Regions from separate parts of the Mus musculus genome. Here all the other regions are linked to region 2. Evidence: chromatin loops called from intact Hi-C (ENCODE). Cell type or tissue: heart. All regions are shown on one strand.

The links. Peaks named below come from ENCODE experiments on the same cell type or tissue, not always from the same donor. Only the 100,000 strongest peaks of a DNase experiment are listed, where the experiment ranks them.
Region 1: it touches region 2 in a loop (7-fold over the local background); 3 of 42 quality-filtered maps call a loop at or near these places.
Region 3: a loop joins it to region 2, with 2.8 times the contacts of the local background. A loop is called at or near these places in 2 of 42 quality-filtered maps.

The regions. Positions count from the first base shown.
Region 1 is chr4:123,901,938-123,906,937 of GRCm38, forward strand. Mycbp (MYC binding protein) reads left to right here and starts at 3,076. Exons shown (of 5, transcript NM_019660.3): 1 at 3,076-3,150; 2 at 3,297-3,369. The coding sequence starts at 3,136. It also overlaps D130007C19Rik. In heart, no CTCF peak of the experiment used is centred here; a DNase peak (open chromatin) is centred at 2,994; H3K4me3 peaks cover 2,309 bases; H3K27ac peaks cover 1,809 bases.
Region 2 is chr4:123,409,365-123,414,364 of GRCm38, forward strand. All of the region lies in intron 57 of Macf1 (microtubule-actin crosslinking factor 1), which reads right to left. D830031N03Rik (RIKEN cDNA D830031N03 gene) reads right to left here and starts at 2,547. Exons shown (of 1, transcript NM_001167918.1): 1 at 1-2,547. The coding sequence starts at 1,343. In heart, a CTCF peak has its summit at 3,053 (motif pointing right); DNase peaks (open chromatin) are centred at 567, 1,987, 2,807, 3,347 and 1 weaker place; H3K4me3 peaks cover 2,961 bases; H3K27ac peaks cover 3,332 bases.
Region 3 is chr4:123,662,273-123,667,272 of GRCm38, forward strand. The region is part of intron 1 of Macf1 (microtubule-actin crosslinking factor 1); the gene reads right to left. It overlaps Gm12925 (predicted gene 12925), which reads left to right and starts at 3,609. Exons shown (of 4, transcript NR_136925.1): 1 at 3,609-4,035. In heart, a CTCF peak has its summit at 4,450; DNase peaks (open chromatin) are centred at 909, 1,069, 1,989 and 2,549; H3K4me3 peaks cover 3,877 bases; H3K27ac peaks cover 4,485 bases.

The sequences.
Region 1 (5,000 bases), 490 kb after region 2:
AGTCAAAAGTTAAAGTTTAAATAATGATAAGTTTGCAATTGTTATTTTGGCCACAAGCCGGGGGGATAGGGAGAGCTTGAAGCTTTGGGGAACAATTGTAATTCCTGGTTCTCTGTGGGATGTGGCTATTCTTCTGAATTTGATTTGGCAATGATTATACAGTGTTTTTTTTTTTTTTTCTACTTGTTTTTGGAATATCGATAGACTGGGGCAAGAAAAAGGCGAGAGAGCAAGTAAGAAAGAGTTAGGTGTATGTGACGAGTGTGTGTGAGTGTAAGGAGAGTGCACGTTGTGTGTGTGAGTGAAAAAGGAACACATAGAAGTGTGTAGGAGGGGCTGGTGAGATGGCCCAGCAGGGAAGAGCACCCGACTGTTCTTCCGAAGGTCCTGAGTTCAAATCCCAGCAACCACATGGTGGCTCACAACCATCCCTAACAAGATCTGACTCCCTCTTCTGGTGTGTCTGAAGACAGCTACAGTGTACTTACATATAATAAATAAAAACAAAACAAAACACCATGACCAAGGCAATGTATAGGAGGAAGATTAAAAAAAAAAAAAAAGAAGTGTGTAGGAGTGTGGGAGTTCAAGAAAAGGAAAGTGCACAGGAAAAAAGCAGAGTACAAAAGAGAATGCAGTGTGTGTGCAGCCTCAAGCTGTGAATGAGTGAGAGAGAGACAGAGAGAGGAGAGAGTAAGCCTTGAAAAATTGCCTGTCAGTTTGTACCTGAAAAGTAGTCTGTGTCTGTTTATTATGTGCCTTCCAGATATCCCTGCTTCCAGTTGAGAACTCTGACCCCGCTGGACCCTGACAATGACGAAGCTTGACCATTTTAATAGACTTTGAAAGAAAAACCACAGGGCAGGCAAGCTATAATCTGTCAGTAAATGGGGGACAGGAAAAAAGGGAATGCAAAGGAGACTCATCTCATATGGGCTCAACTCAGGAACCTGCCAGAGGCTCCCAGTCCCAGAAAGCATCCACTGACTCAGTGGCTCTGAGTCCTTGTCTGCAGACTTGGCGTTCATGGTTGGTAAAGGGTGATGGGCTTGTTCTACTTGAGACAGAATCTCAGCATGTGACTCTGGCTGGCCTTGAGTTTAGAGATTTGCCTGCTCTGGCTCACGAATGCTAGGATTAAAGGCGCATGTCATTACTCTCAGTAGTGAAGGTTTTCTAATCATTTTATTTAAAAATACTTTGTTTGTTGTGTGCATGTGTGTGCCTGCAGCACATGTAGAGGCCGGAGGCACTTTGCAGGTCCTGGCTCTCCTCTATAGGACAGCTCCAGGGATCCAACAAACATCAGGCTTTATCCACCGAGCCAGCTCATTGGTCTACCCAAAGATGAGGTTTTTTTTTTTTTTTTTTTTTTTTTAAAGAGCTTGGGACAGGAGCTAGAGCTCCAGAGAGGGCCCAAGAGAGGGCTATGGAAAGGTTAGATTGGCTCCAATATAGGAGGAAGTCCCAAGAAAGAAGAAGAAAAAAATCCAGGTTCCTGGGGTGGAGTTGGGAGTTCACACATGGTGAGACCCTGCCTCAAAACAATAACACAACGCCTCCCCATCCCCACTCCATGTAAAATTCCCAAAAAGCTCAACTAAAAAAACTGGATGAGTCTCGAATGCCTTAGAGCAGAGATGGGAGGGAGGAAGGGCATTGCCAACAGGAACAAAGGGAGGCAAGGCAAGCACCACCCACCAGGGGACTCTGCTTTGCACTTTTTCATTCAGTTTGTGGTTGAAGCTGGGTTCATAAGTTCTTTCAACATGAGTTTAAGTTCTGTGGCTTCTCATAACCAAATATGTTTTTTTCTCAAGACCAACAGAAAAGACAGTATTTTCATTATTTGTGCAACATAGAGCCATCGTTTTGCTTTTCTTAGATAGTCTAGAAACTTTGCAGCTAGGGAGCAGTAAGATGACTTGGTGGTAAAGGCACTCGTTGTCAAGCCTGACAACCTTAATGCAATTACTGAGACTAACGGTGGAAGGAGAGCAAGTCCTATGAGTCTTCCGATCTCCAACTGCACCACGGCATGAATACTCTTCCCCAACTCCTGGAAAAAAAAAAATCCACTGGATTTCAAAAAGATAAGGTGGGGGTAGGGCCTTACATTAAAACAAGACTACAATGAATTCTTTGTTTTGGAGACAGGGTTTCTGTGTAGCCCTGACCATCTTGGACCAGAATGGCTTCGAACTCAGGATGGTCTCCACTTTTCTTGCACTGAGATTAAATTCGTGTGCCACCAGCGCCTAGTGAATAGAATGACTTCTATATAGAGAGATCAAAACAAAATCTAGCCAAGTAGCAGGCACAACTACAAATTCATTAAAGGGCCCTCTTCTGCACTTAGAAATCTCCTTAGAGAGACATACACACTTAGTACTACCTATAATTATTTTCAACATAAAAACACGCATAATATATATGGAAAAGAACTTAATGTTAACCACTAAGGGGGTATAAAAAAAAAAAAAAGGAAACTAATGACAAAGGCAGAGAAAAGAACCACTTCAGAGGTCATTGCCCTAATCCAACATTGCTGTAGAGATAAGTTTTCTACCAGCCAGCAGTTATCTGCAAATATCACGGGGCTTAATGATTACAAGCAAGCCCTGAACAAGCCCAAAAGAGATTCTTTATTTAGCTGAGGGTGACCTTGAACTTTTTCCTGGTGCTGGGTATTTTTCTGAGCCAAGAAACACGGCATTGGTCTGTTCCTCACCAAAGACCCAAATGACAAGGAGTGCGCGCCCACTAACACGTGGGGAGATACTACATCAGGAGCCTCTAACTCCTGGCCACACCCATCCAGGGCCCCACAGGTCGTTCGCCTGGCTTTACCTAAACCTCGCCTCTTGCTAGGCAACCGAATCGCCGCGGCAACCGGAACAGGAAGACGCGAGACTGCCCGGAACCGCGGAGGGCGGGCTCACGCAGCCTCTCTAGGCTCCGAGGAGACAGGGATACACAGCGTCCCGGTCGCCATGAAAACAGGCCACACCCCGGTGGCCCCGGCCCGTGCCTGCCCAGTGCGCAGACGCGCGCGCCGTTCCGCGCATGAGCAGTGAGGCTTGGAGCCCGCCTGCCCGTGTCTCCGGCGCCAGCTACGCCGCTGTGGCTGTCACTATGGCCCATTACAAAGTGAGGGGGGCGCGGCGTGGCTCGGGGCGTGCGGGCGGCGCCGGGTGGGAGTTGGGGCGTGTGCAGGGCTTGGGGCCGGCGGCGGGGCGCGCCGTCTTCCTGCTCCGGCCCCGGGCTCCGGTCCCTGACCCGCCGTGTCTCCTCAGGCCGCCGACTCGAAGCGCGAGCAGTTCCGGAGGTACTTGGAGAAGTCGGGGGTGCTGGACACGCTGACGAAAGGTGAGCCGAGGCGGGCGGCTGCAGCCCACGTCCGCGCGCTCTTGGCCAGGTGGGGCCCGCCCCGGGAGCAGCGAGGCCTTGGGGTCCCGTGGGTCGGGCGCACGCCGGCCGCGGGACTTCGCCTCGCCCCGGTGGTCGCTCTCTGCCCCGGACTGAAACTCTTGCAGCTGTTGCAAAGTCTCTCCAACTTCCGTTGCTTTCCCGCGAGCAGCCGCAGTGGACACGTTAGCAAGACCTTGAGATCCCAGTTGCTCCCTGCCGTATAGTGTGCGGGATTTTACAAATTTTTCTTTTGGACAAAGGCAACTAAGAAAATGACTGGATTTGAAAGTGGGTTATTAAATGGCTCTAGTCCCCGAAGCTGGAGATTCATAGACAGTTTGGGCTGTGGCTTTTCAACTCTTTTAGCCTATAGTAATTCCTACTTTGTGTAGATATCATAATTAAAGTGGAATTACAATTTGAAAAGTGCTTCAGAGCACATAAAAACAGCTATATTCTTTACTTTAAAACAATGGAAGCGTAAAGTGTATCCCTTCCTTTCTGGGTGTAAGGCTAGAGAGTATGGTGGTTGGAATCATAGAATAAAGCTAACTGGCCTTAACAGTATATTGAATGCCTTCTACATGGTAAGAACTCAACATTGCTTGGTGTTTTCAAGGGAATAGAATGGAATGGCTGGCAGGGATTGAAAACTTGGTCCTTTTGAGAATAGGAAGTGTCTGGGAAATAATTTGTATCTGCTTTTTAGGGAACAAAAGCTAGGGGAAAATTTGGGAGAACTTAGAAGAAAGCAGGGCTTTTAATTCTCTTACATGGATGAACTGACAAGTTAGAATTACTACTCATTTCCTTATGTCATCGGAAGTCAATGTGAGCAAAAGTATAAGGAACTACTCTGTGAGACCACTGTAGTTTGTGGCATCAGAAGTGTCACAGATGGCTTGGAATTCTGTTAAAAAAAACCCCTCATGTTTCTTTCATGTAATGATTTTACTCCAGCCGTGTGTTCTGGGCACCAAGGGGATACAGCCATGGAAATGTTCTTGCTTTTGGGAGCTTGTAGCTTAGATAGGGACACACACACACTAAAACTAGTGCCAGCTAGTGGTAAATGTCTAACTTAAACCATAGCAAGGATAAAGATGGGACATTTTACATGGAGTGGCAGAGGGAAGACCTTGAACAGTACGGATAAGTATCCTTAATCTGAAATTTTGAAATCTAAATTGCTCTCAGATTTGTAACTTACTGAGTATTGATGTGGAAAGTTCCATACTTGACTGCATAAATTATGTCAGTCAAAATTCAGGAGCCTAGGAATATGTACTTGTTCAAGATCATGTTTATATTATGTGAATAAGGTCTATATGGAATGTAAATTAATTTCATGTTTAGGCTTGGATCTCATCTCCAAAACACTCATTATGTATGAGTAGATAGTTCAACCTCTGGAGATAAACACTGATACACTTTTGGTCCCAAATAATCTGTGTGGTAGGGTCGTGGAATGAAATGGATGCAGGAGGTTGACAGGCAAGAACACTGAAAGGCAGATGGAGTACAATTGTAGATAACTGAATGCAGAGCCAATGTGCAGCCTTCAGGCTGTGTAAGAGAATGGGAACCAA
Region 2 (5,000 bases):
ACAGGGCACTGGAGCCCTGAAGTCAGACCCTCTAGCCCCTGATCAGGTCTGTTTTTCACCTCACTGATAACAGTGTCACCTGCAGGCACACAGGTGCAGTCAGGGGGAGAACCCCTGGGGACAGAAGCAAGCTGATCCCTAGTTGGCTGCAGGTCAACAGAGCAGCACATCTGATGAAGAGCGAGGTGGTCAGAAGTTCCAGAGACAGCCACACGATCCGACCCATCCTCTACTGCTGGTACTGAGTTTGCTTGGTCACTTTCTTCAAGGGGATCTGCCAAACTAGTCTCTTCATTTGTAACAAGACTCTTTCTTTCCTCTGACAATTTCTCTTCCTCCCACTCCTCCTCTGCCTCCATCATGATCCATCGCTCATCCTCCTCAAATTTTAACTCAGACTCTGTTTTTTCTCTCAGGCTAGGTGTTATAAGCATATGCAATTCTGGATCCAACAGCTCTTCACTCAAGCAAGGAGAGAGAGGTGGTAGTTCCACTGCACAGGCAGTGTCCCCAAGGGGATACTGCTTCTCACTGAAGCCTCCCTTGGAGGAACTTTTCATGGCCCTGGGCCAGGTTGCACTTGAGAATCTGTGCTCCTGCATTTCATCTGTGTTACCACTTGCTGCTGCAGCTTCTGAGCCCAGAGGCTGGAATTCATGGGGAGAGCTCTCACTGTGCTGTTGGAATTTGAAGTCCTGGCAGTCTCTCAAATTTTTTACATTTTGCACTTCTGGAATATCTACAGATTTGGACATGTGTTCCAAAGTAACGGACTCAGACTGAGGTTCCCTGTGGTCAAAGTGACCAGAACTTTCTGTCAATGCAGAACTGGATTCTTTTTTCTCTTGCAAGGAAGGATTTGAAGCTCCAGCTTCTGATACTTCACTGAGAGAAGCCTCCATCCTTTCTGCAAATTCTGGGAAGTTGGGTGGCATGAAGGACTTCCACGATCTCCTGTTAACATTATCTTTGCGTTCTGCATTTGGCCGACGTCTGGGTGGCACGGGTGCTGACTTCTGCACATCACTGCTTAGCTTTAATGCATCAAATATTATCCTCTCATCCAGCTTCTTGCCTTCTGGTCCTCTAGCTTCAAAAACATTAGATGATGCTCCTAATGTACCATTGCTGGATATGGTACTTCCTTCCATCTTCTCCATGGTGCTTTTTGACGTCTGATTAAGTTTTGACCCCTGGTCAATCTGTTCATTTATCCTCATTGTATCGTATATAGACCGCTGTGGAACATAGCAATCTTCTATATAGCCATCCTCATCTTCCCCTTTACCCAGGCAGGTAGGGTTCCGCCTTAAACAGTCTGGCCTGCTAAGTGGCTTACCCATACTTTTTCAATAAAGATGAACCATCAATCTTTCAAAAGTTTTTTTTCCCCGCCACGGGTTCTCTCAAAATACATTCTACATGAATTGTAAGTCCTCTTACATGTTTATACTCCAAACCACCAATTGCATCTGCCTTTCAGAAAGATCTGGAAGTTCCCAATTTGAAACCATTTTGGGAGAAACTCTAATAAGACAAACAGGTTTTCCCTCACAGGCTAGCAGCCTCATAACTGCAGAAAGACAAATGATATTATTTAATCAATAAACATAAAACAAATACTTGTATGGCTTCTGGTTTTACTTTTCTAAAGCCCTTTCAAATTCAGTCAGCAAAAAAATCGTTTGATATTGACAAGTCTTATTCAATATCTAGTTTCACTCGATTCGCACCAAAGCTGAGTTGGAAGCAGAAAATGTATACCAACTATGTCCTTTATAACAATGGCACACCCTCTCTAGCCTTCAAGTATGGTCCAAGCTCCTAAGAATTCCTTTCATTTTATCCTGTGTTCAGCCCTAAAGAGTCCAGCTGGTCTGAATTAGCCATTCGTCCTCTCTAGTTGGGTGTTTGCATTTGAACAGGGCTGGTCAGCGGATATTCCTGCAACTTTAAACACAGGAAGTCCTTCATTCGGGGCCAGCTTGGGGCTTCCTGTCTCCAAAACATCATGGCATTGTTGTGGCTTCCAAGCCAACACTGTATCGTGGCCGCAAAACAAGGCGAGTGGAGGCCCACGCTGGGCCTTTCAGAAGGCGGGCAGGCTGCGGCAGCGGCCAAGAGGCAGTCTGGACTCACTTAGCACCGCCCGCAAACCCGCGCCATGCCTCGCGCCCCGGAGGGCCAGGGTCGCCTCACCGCAACCTTGCAGGTGGCTCCCGGCGGGCCGGCCTTGGGTCTAGCGCTCAGGAAGTTAGTTTGTCCCTCCGGCAGCAGTAAGTCCCGTGTCCTGTGGGCGCCGCCTCCCCGGCCACTGCAGGTCCCCGGCCCCCAGCCGCCGCGTCGTGGGCTGCATGACAAGCAGTCGCCTCTTTTCTCCACCACGCCGCCGGCCCTGCAGCCGTCCTCCCCGCCCGCAGCTGTCACGGTCCCGGCATGCAAACTTCTGGCCGGGAACAAAAGGCTCCGCTCCGGCCGCACGAGGGGGGCGAGCCCGCCTCTCTCACGCCGCGCGGCCCGCTCACACGCCGCTGGCTGGAAGTGCTCGGGTGGCGGGCGGATCTCCTCCCCCTTCTAGCCCCGCCACAGCCGCTGCCCCGCCCGGGCAGCCCCCTTGGAAGCCCGGGAGCGCGCGGCGCCGACTGCTAGGGAGGAGGACGGGGGCGGGGCCTATAGGGAGCCCCGCCGGGAGGGGAGGGGGCGGAGGCAAGGATTGGAGGCCAAGGCGGCGAGGGAGGGGCTTCCCGGGGTTGGGGCGAGGGACTCCAGCTCATCCCGCACCCCCTCTAGCTCACTCCCTCCTCACCCACGGGAGTAATAGTGTCCCCGCCTGCGAGGGTGAGAGGAGAGGGGCAGTCCTGGTCATGCCGGGCAAATCCCCTGACAAAGGAAAGCCCCGCCCTCACAACGCTGGCCCGGCCCCTCCGCCCCCGCTTCTTTCCAACCGGCGGGATGGGAGCCCAGCCCAAGGGCGAACCCAGAAGGGGCGCCCCCGCCGCCCCCACTACCAGCCGGTAGTGGCTAGGGCCACTCGGGGGCCCCATCTGCCGGTAGAGACGTACGGGCTGGGGTGGGCGGTCTGCACTATCCTAGGCTCCAGCTTTGCCGCCAACGACTATCCCTGTATTTTTCCAATGTCACCTCTGGCGCTGACCAAAGAACAGGCTAGCCTTAAACACAGTCTTTTCTTGGCATGCCAAGGAATTAAGTTAGACTCAGGAACCAAGTTATTGGATAAACTCTAGGCACAGTTTCCCTTCTCAAGTATGTCAGATCTTGGCCCATTTCGCCACCTGGATTTCTCTGCTCAGACTTCAGCGGTCTTAATGACCGGAAAATGGGGTGCGGGTTGCAGGGCAGTGGAGACTCTAGCAGGAACAGCCCATGACCAACACCTGGATTGGCTATAACCGCTGTGCACGTCCAAGGAAATCTGAGCCTCTGAAGGGCTAGATGAAAAGCATGAGTTCATATTTCAAGTCTCAAGAATGAAAATATTAGAGAAATGTGTTACACAATCCTGCAAACTACGTTCTGGATTTTAGGAAAGCTATCTAGAGACCCTGTAATTGTTAAGAAAAGTACAAAGCAACCCAGAAGACTGCCTGCCAGAGGTAGCTTGCATCTCTTTGAGGTGTAATACTTGACTCCCTTTATGATGGTCCCTCGGATTTCATGAGGATGAAAAAGGTCAGTTAAAATGTACAAAGTCCTGTTGGCCCAAGTAGTTAATATAGATGATAAAACTTATGAGAAAGTTATTTCTACTCTTCACACAAACAGTAAATAAAACGAGTCACTGGTGTGTGGAGATTTGGCAGTGAAGCTTGGAGCTAAGCCTTAAACTTACTTGAGGAGCCAGAAACTCCTTGGCAAAAATGAGGTACAGGCTGAAGCCCATGATCAGATTAGTCAAGTAAAAGACAACTTTGCTTGGCAAAATGTTTTATACTTCATTTCTCACTCCTAAAGAAGCTGATCAATTCTACCCACTCAAATACAAAGACTTTCCATCTGTAAACAGGAGAGAATACTTAAACATTGTATCATCTTATTCTAGATACCCTAGTCTTTAAAGTTAAAACTTCAGAAAGCTATCCAGAATCCTGTGGCTTCCTGGTGCAATAGTGCAAGACACTAGAACATTTTTCTACGAACCCAGAGTGAAAAGAATCAAGAATACTTGATGGAGAGCAAATTTCAGGGGATATGATCAACATTAAGAATCTGAGGAGCTGGGATGTGGGAGGAAGGAAATTTGTGCTGAATCTCTCCTTAAACTGGCACACCAAGATCCAAGGGCAGATTTCAAACCATCAGTTTTCTCACTGCTATTCAAAGAATAAGGTGTTCCCTAAAAGGGTGACTTTTCCTGATCCCAAAGGAATGTGAGCAGAAATTCAAGCAACCACATGGCATAGCAATCTCAGGAAACAGATTAAGAAATCTTGAAGTTTATTCAGGGCGTGTTTTAAAGTCCCTTCAACCCCTGACACACTGTGATCCTAAGAACAAATCAACTTACAGACTGGATACTTCACAATTCATGGACTTCAGATTTTAAGTTTGTTGTAATTATTCAATGCAACTGGAAAACCCCATAGAGGATTTATTTCACTTGCAAGTCTTCCTGGCCAAATACATTCACCACGTGTTCAGATATCATAACAGACTCTTTAGCACGCCAGGGCCCCTCTGGTTAGAAGAATCTGAGGAATTCCAGCTCTGGAGTTAAGGGTGGGTGGTTATTCTATTATAAAGAATGGTCTTGATATGGAATCACAACCTTCACAGACAAAAATTCTTTTCCTGTTTCCTCACCAAGTCAGGTGCCAATCAGGTCAATCTTTTCCTAATTAACCCCTTCCCACACTTATCCACCTTGGTTTACTCTTCTCATCAATGTCAGATAAATAAATGGAACAGTCTAATAACCGAGGTTCAGACTCAAACTACTTATCACTTTTAGTCACACTCTGTTTAATTAAAGCACTAAAATA
Region 3 (5,000 bases), 250 kb after region 2:
ATAGCCCTTGGCTAGCCTCCAACTCAAAGCTTTATCTGCCTCCCTTATGCTGGAATTAAAGGCATGGATGCATGCTAAATGTTTTTAGGATTATTTGTTTATGTGTATGTGTGTGCCTCCATGAATCATGGTACACCAGGACACCAATAGAGGTTTGTCAGATCCCCTGGAGCCGAAGTTACAGAGTTACACTGCTGCTCGGAACAGAATCCTGCTTCTCTGCAGGAGAAGCACAAGCTCTTATCTGCTGAACCATCTCTCCAAGCCCAGAGTTGTTGTTGTTTTAAAGACTGATAGGATAGGTAGGGACTGGAGAGATTGCTCAGCAGTTACGAAGAGCACCTGTTGCTCTTGCAGAGGTCCTGGGTTTGATTCCCAGCAACCATATGGAGACTCCCAACTATCCAGAACTGCAGTTCCAACGGGGGATCCAACCCCCTCTTCTGACCTCCTCCAGCACCAGGTACACTTGTGGTGTACAGCCATACATGCAAGCAAAAGACTCGTATATAAAAGTAAAATAATTAAAATAAATGAATACAAATACAGTGTCTTTAGGAAAGAAATAGACTTGTGTCTGAGAAGACTCACATTCCTACATACTGGAACAAAGTCCGTCTGAGTAAAGTCAAACTGAGGGGGATGTCTGAACGCCCGCCGGTAACCCATCCAAGCCCTACTTCCTCTTTGCCATAACAGGGGAGCCCAACTTCCTTTCAGCTAGAAGCCACCAGCAACTTGACCCTGGGAGGTACTGAGATTTCTTCCTTTTTGTGTTTTTAATTCTGCTGGTTGAAAGCAGTCAGAGCCAGTGACAGCCCCAGCGTATCCTCCCTCTGAGGAGGGCAAAGCAAAAGGCTGCAAAGGAAACTTAATGGAACCACTCAGCGAGCAGCAGTTTTTCAAAGAAGTTCAGCCGCACAACCTAACCTCTTTGTGCTCCGCAATAATCCCCGTTCCTTAAGAGAAGGGGGAGGGGGGCTGACAGAAAACTCCCTGCAGGCAGGAAGACCGAACAGCTTACAGGAGCTGATACAGCAAAAAACCATCAGCCGCCCTAGCGAGTCCTTCACCATTTCATCTGATTTCCCCCAAGCTGCACTCCCAGGTAGCGTCCTAATGTCCAGGGTTGTGGGGCCAGGGGTGCTGGGAGGCGGGGGTTACAGCTTTGTCTTTAGTTTTCCTTCACTGGGTAGGTGTTGTAAACAAGAATGCTGGCCTCAGTCCTAAGGGTTGAAGATTTCTCTCCTTCACGTGGAAAGAAAGGCAAGGCTAGTCACAGGAGAGCAGGTTTTCAAGAGGGGGGTAGGGGTGCCTGCCTGTGAAGTTTCTAGGAAAATCAACATCTCAAAAAAAAAAAAAATGCAGTCCAGAGCACACTGAAGATAAATCAAAGCTGGGGCTCCAGGGCCACGCACCCCTGCCTTCCACTCAGGGCGGTTAGGGAAAGGCAGCCCGCAGCCCTGCTGGCCTGTCAAAACTTTCTCTGCGAGCACTCGGCGGAGATTAGACATTAACTCGCTGAACTGCTTCGCAAGCCAGCCTTCAGGGGCTGAAATCCGAGCTCCGAGACCAATCTTTATTTCTGAGAGGAAGAAAAAAAATAATAATAATAACTAGACCCCTGCCTCAACCAGGCAGGCCCAGACATTGAGGGGGGTGGCGTGGGGGTGGGGAGGCCTCGCCACCGCAATCTGCACACTCACCGGCCACGCCGCCCACCCGACCCCCCAAGACCCCCCGGATGCTCGGCGTCCTAGGCTCCCGAGCGACTCCTCCGAAGAGGCAGGGAGACAAAAGCGGGCGGGCGGGCGACCCCCGGAGAGCCACCGCAGGGAAGCTCGCCCCGGGAAACCGAATGAGAGCGTCTCCCTCGAGCCCAACTCCTCCTCCTGCAGAGTCCCATAGCAGGCGGTCTCCGGAGCCAGCTCCACGTCTCTCCTCCTTCGGATCCGGCCAGATAATAGAGCAAACAGTGTGACCGGAGATAGGAGAGCGCCCAGCGCCGGCCGGGCAGCGGGGCTCCCGACGCTTATCTCAACTCCACAGAAGCCAGCCCGGGAGAGGCGGCCGCGGCTCCCGGCCCAGCCCCGCACGGGTGGACGCGCCCCCCGCCCGCCCGCCTCCCCACCTGCAGCCGGCCGAGCCCCGGGCCTCCGGCTCCGGCCAGCGCCGGCCCGGCCGCAGCCTCACCTTTGTAGCGCTCCAGCACATCCTCGTACGCCTGCACGAACTCCTTCTCCTGGCTGCGGTTGGCCGGCTGCTGACCCGGCACGTAGCCGGCCATGGCTGCCCGCGCCGCGCTCTGCCCGGGCCCCGGGGGGCGCCGGCTCCAGGCCCGCGCGCTGAAGCGGCGGCGGCGGCCCCAGTCTCGGCCTTTGTGCGGTTCGGCGGCGGTGGCGCCTTGGCTCTCTCGCTCTCAGATCTGCGTCCGTCTCGCCCGGCCCGGCAGTCGCGCTCGGCTCCCTCAGTCCGCTCGCACCCGGCCCGCTCGCGCTCCGCCGGTCCCGGCTCGCGTTTCCGCCTCCCCACCCCTCGGCTCCGCTCCTCCCTCAGCCCGCCCCGGCGCGACGGCGGCGGCGGCGCCTCCTGTCAGGAGCGCCGGGCCGGGCCGGTTCCCCGCCCCTCAGCCCGCCGCCTCCGCCGCCGGGCGCGTCCTCAGCCCCGGGGCTGCAGCCCCTGCTGGGCCGGGCGGGCCACCGACCGACCACCGCCCGGGCGGGCCGCAGGCCCGAGCGGGGACGCCGAGGAAGGCGGGCCGTCGCCTGAGGCCCGCCGCCAGGAGGCCCCCTGCACGTCCGAACAGGAGGCCCGGCGGGCCGCAGCGGCCGGGAGACCCCCGGGCCGACCCGGGCTGGGCCGCAGCCGCCCTCAGCGCTGACCTCCGCGGGCAGCCGGGACAAAGGAGGGAGCCCCGGGCCCGGCGGGCCGCAGCGGCCGTGGGAGAAGGACTTAGAGAAAACCTTGAAGGCAGGCGGAGAGCAAAAGACCGTGATGCCTCACAGCCAAGGCCACACGGCTCCAGAACCAAGACAAGGGCGAGCCCCAGCCGGGACTGATACGGGAGGCCGAAGGGAACGGTACGACCACAAAGAAGCCCGGGAACAAAGAGTTGTCCAGAAACAGACGAAACTGAAGTGGAAGCGAGGGCGACAGAGCCATCACCATAAAGTAAACCAGGCCAAGGAGCAGAGCCTGAGAAATGACAACTGAGAGAGCGATGAAAACACGATTCTGACCGCACATGGGGGGAGGGCGTAAATCCAAGGGGGGAGACCCAATAGGATTACTAAAGTGTGACAGCCCTCTCCACACGGCGACTTAGATCAAAAGGGAGAAATGTGGGAACCTGAGGCTGCACCAGGACTGGCAGGGAACAAAGGAAGGATTCTGGAGCAAAACTGGTTAGGGCAACGCGGGGGAAGCCAGTAGCCAATTATTCTCAGCCCTAGAGAAAGAAGAAAGGAAACGTAAATACGAGCAGGGATGTATTGAGGACCATTTTGTCCCCAGCGTCATCCATCGGGTTCTCTATTGAGTTGTATATCATCCAATCCCAACAGTCATGGGTTGACTGGAACCAAAAGTAATGAATGAGGAATTCCAAGATGGTAGCTCACACCTGTAATCCTAGCCCTCAGGAGGGAGAGCAGGAGATTTGCTACAAGTTCTAGGTCTGTCTGGGCCTCGCAATGAGACTGTTTCAAACAAAATGATACTTTTAGCCCACTTTTGGCCCATCCAACCGTAGTTGACTTTTCCAGGGAACAGGGAAGTGGTTGTGGTAATAACTAGTAAATATCACAGTAAAGGCACATGAGCAGGTGGCATTGAGCAACCAAAATCGACACTTGGAATTCCATCTCAGCTCTCATTCTTAAGCAGTAGGAGCCTCTTACCCTAGAGCAAGAATTATAGCTTTGTACCGTTTGAGTAATGTCAAGTATTTGGTCAGTCATTGCTCAGTACATTAATTACGTGAAATGATGCTTTTCACTAATAGATGCAATCATCGCTTTCCACATCACAAAGCAGGTGAGCAAATAATTAATCATATCTCTTCCCATCAATTTTTGCTCAGCTTCCCAAGCTCTGTACAGAGAAGGCCTGAAAGGACATGGAAAATCCTTGGGGCAAATGCTCAAATTTCTTCCAGTTTTACTCTGTGCATACACACACTGTCTATCTATCTATCCACACACACACACACACACATATATAATAGTTCACTGATTGAGGTCAGATACTAATGAGCTCAGTCTAGAAACACAAAGGAAATAAGTCTTAGCAGTATTTTTTTCTTAAAGAGTAAAAGGCATTTAGCAGAGAAGAAGGAGTTGGTGTGGTACTTCATAGCAAGCACTTTTTTTTCTTTTTTCAAAACAGCAGATAATAATAGAGAATTGCTAATTCTGGAGCTCTTGACTGTAAGTGCTGAGTCACTGCATTTCCTATACTGTTTTGTACCAGTAGGGCTAAGGAGGCCTGGGTGCAAATACACATCCACAGGCCTCCACCCTTACCCTTTACAAACACCTACCTCCGCCCTCAGTTCATTGCAGCAAATAGAAAAGTACCCCTATCCCCTCCTGGGCTACATGCACCAGTTTGTGAGCAGGTTCCTCAAGAACTATGACTGATACTTGCCAAAGCTTGGGAAATGACAGAGTATGGAATAGTTTACTGTGCTAAACAGGTTCTGTGGAAAACTGGGAAGGAAGGAAAGATAAAGCAAAAGGCTGAGATTCCTATTAAGAAACACAGTAAAAAGCCAAGCATTGTGGTGCGTGCCTTTGATCCTCGCACTAAAGAGGCAAAGGTGGGGACATCACAGTGAATTAGAGGCCAACCTTGTCACTATGTAACCTTGTGATAAGGCTACATAGTGAGACCCTGTGCTTTTACCCTCAGCAAAAAGAAAGAGAACACAGGAAAGCCACGACCAAACCCGTAACCAGGCGTTCGGAAGGCTGAGGCAAGAGAATTGTAAATTTGAGGGC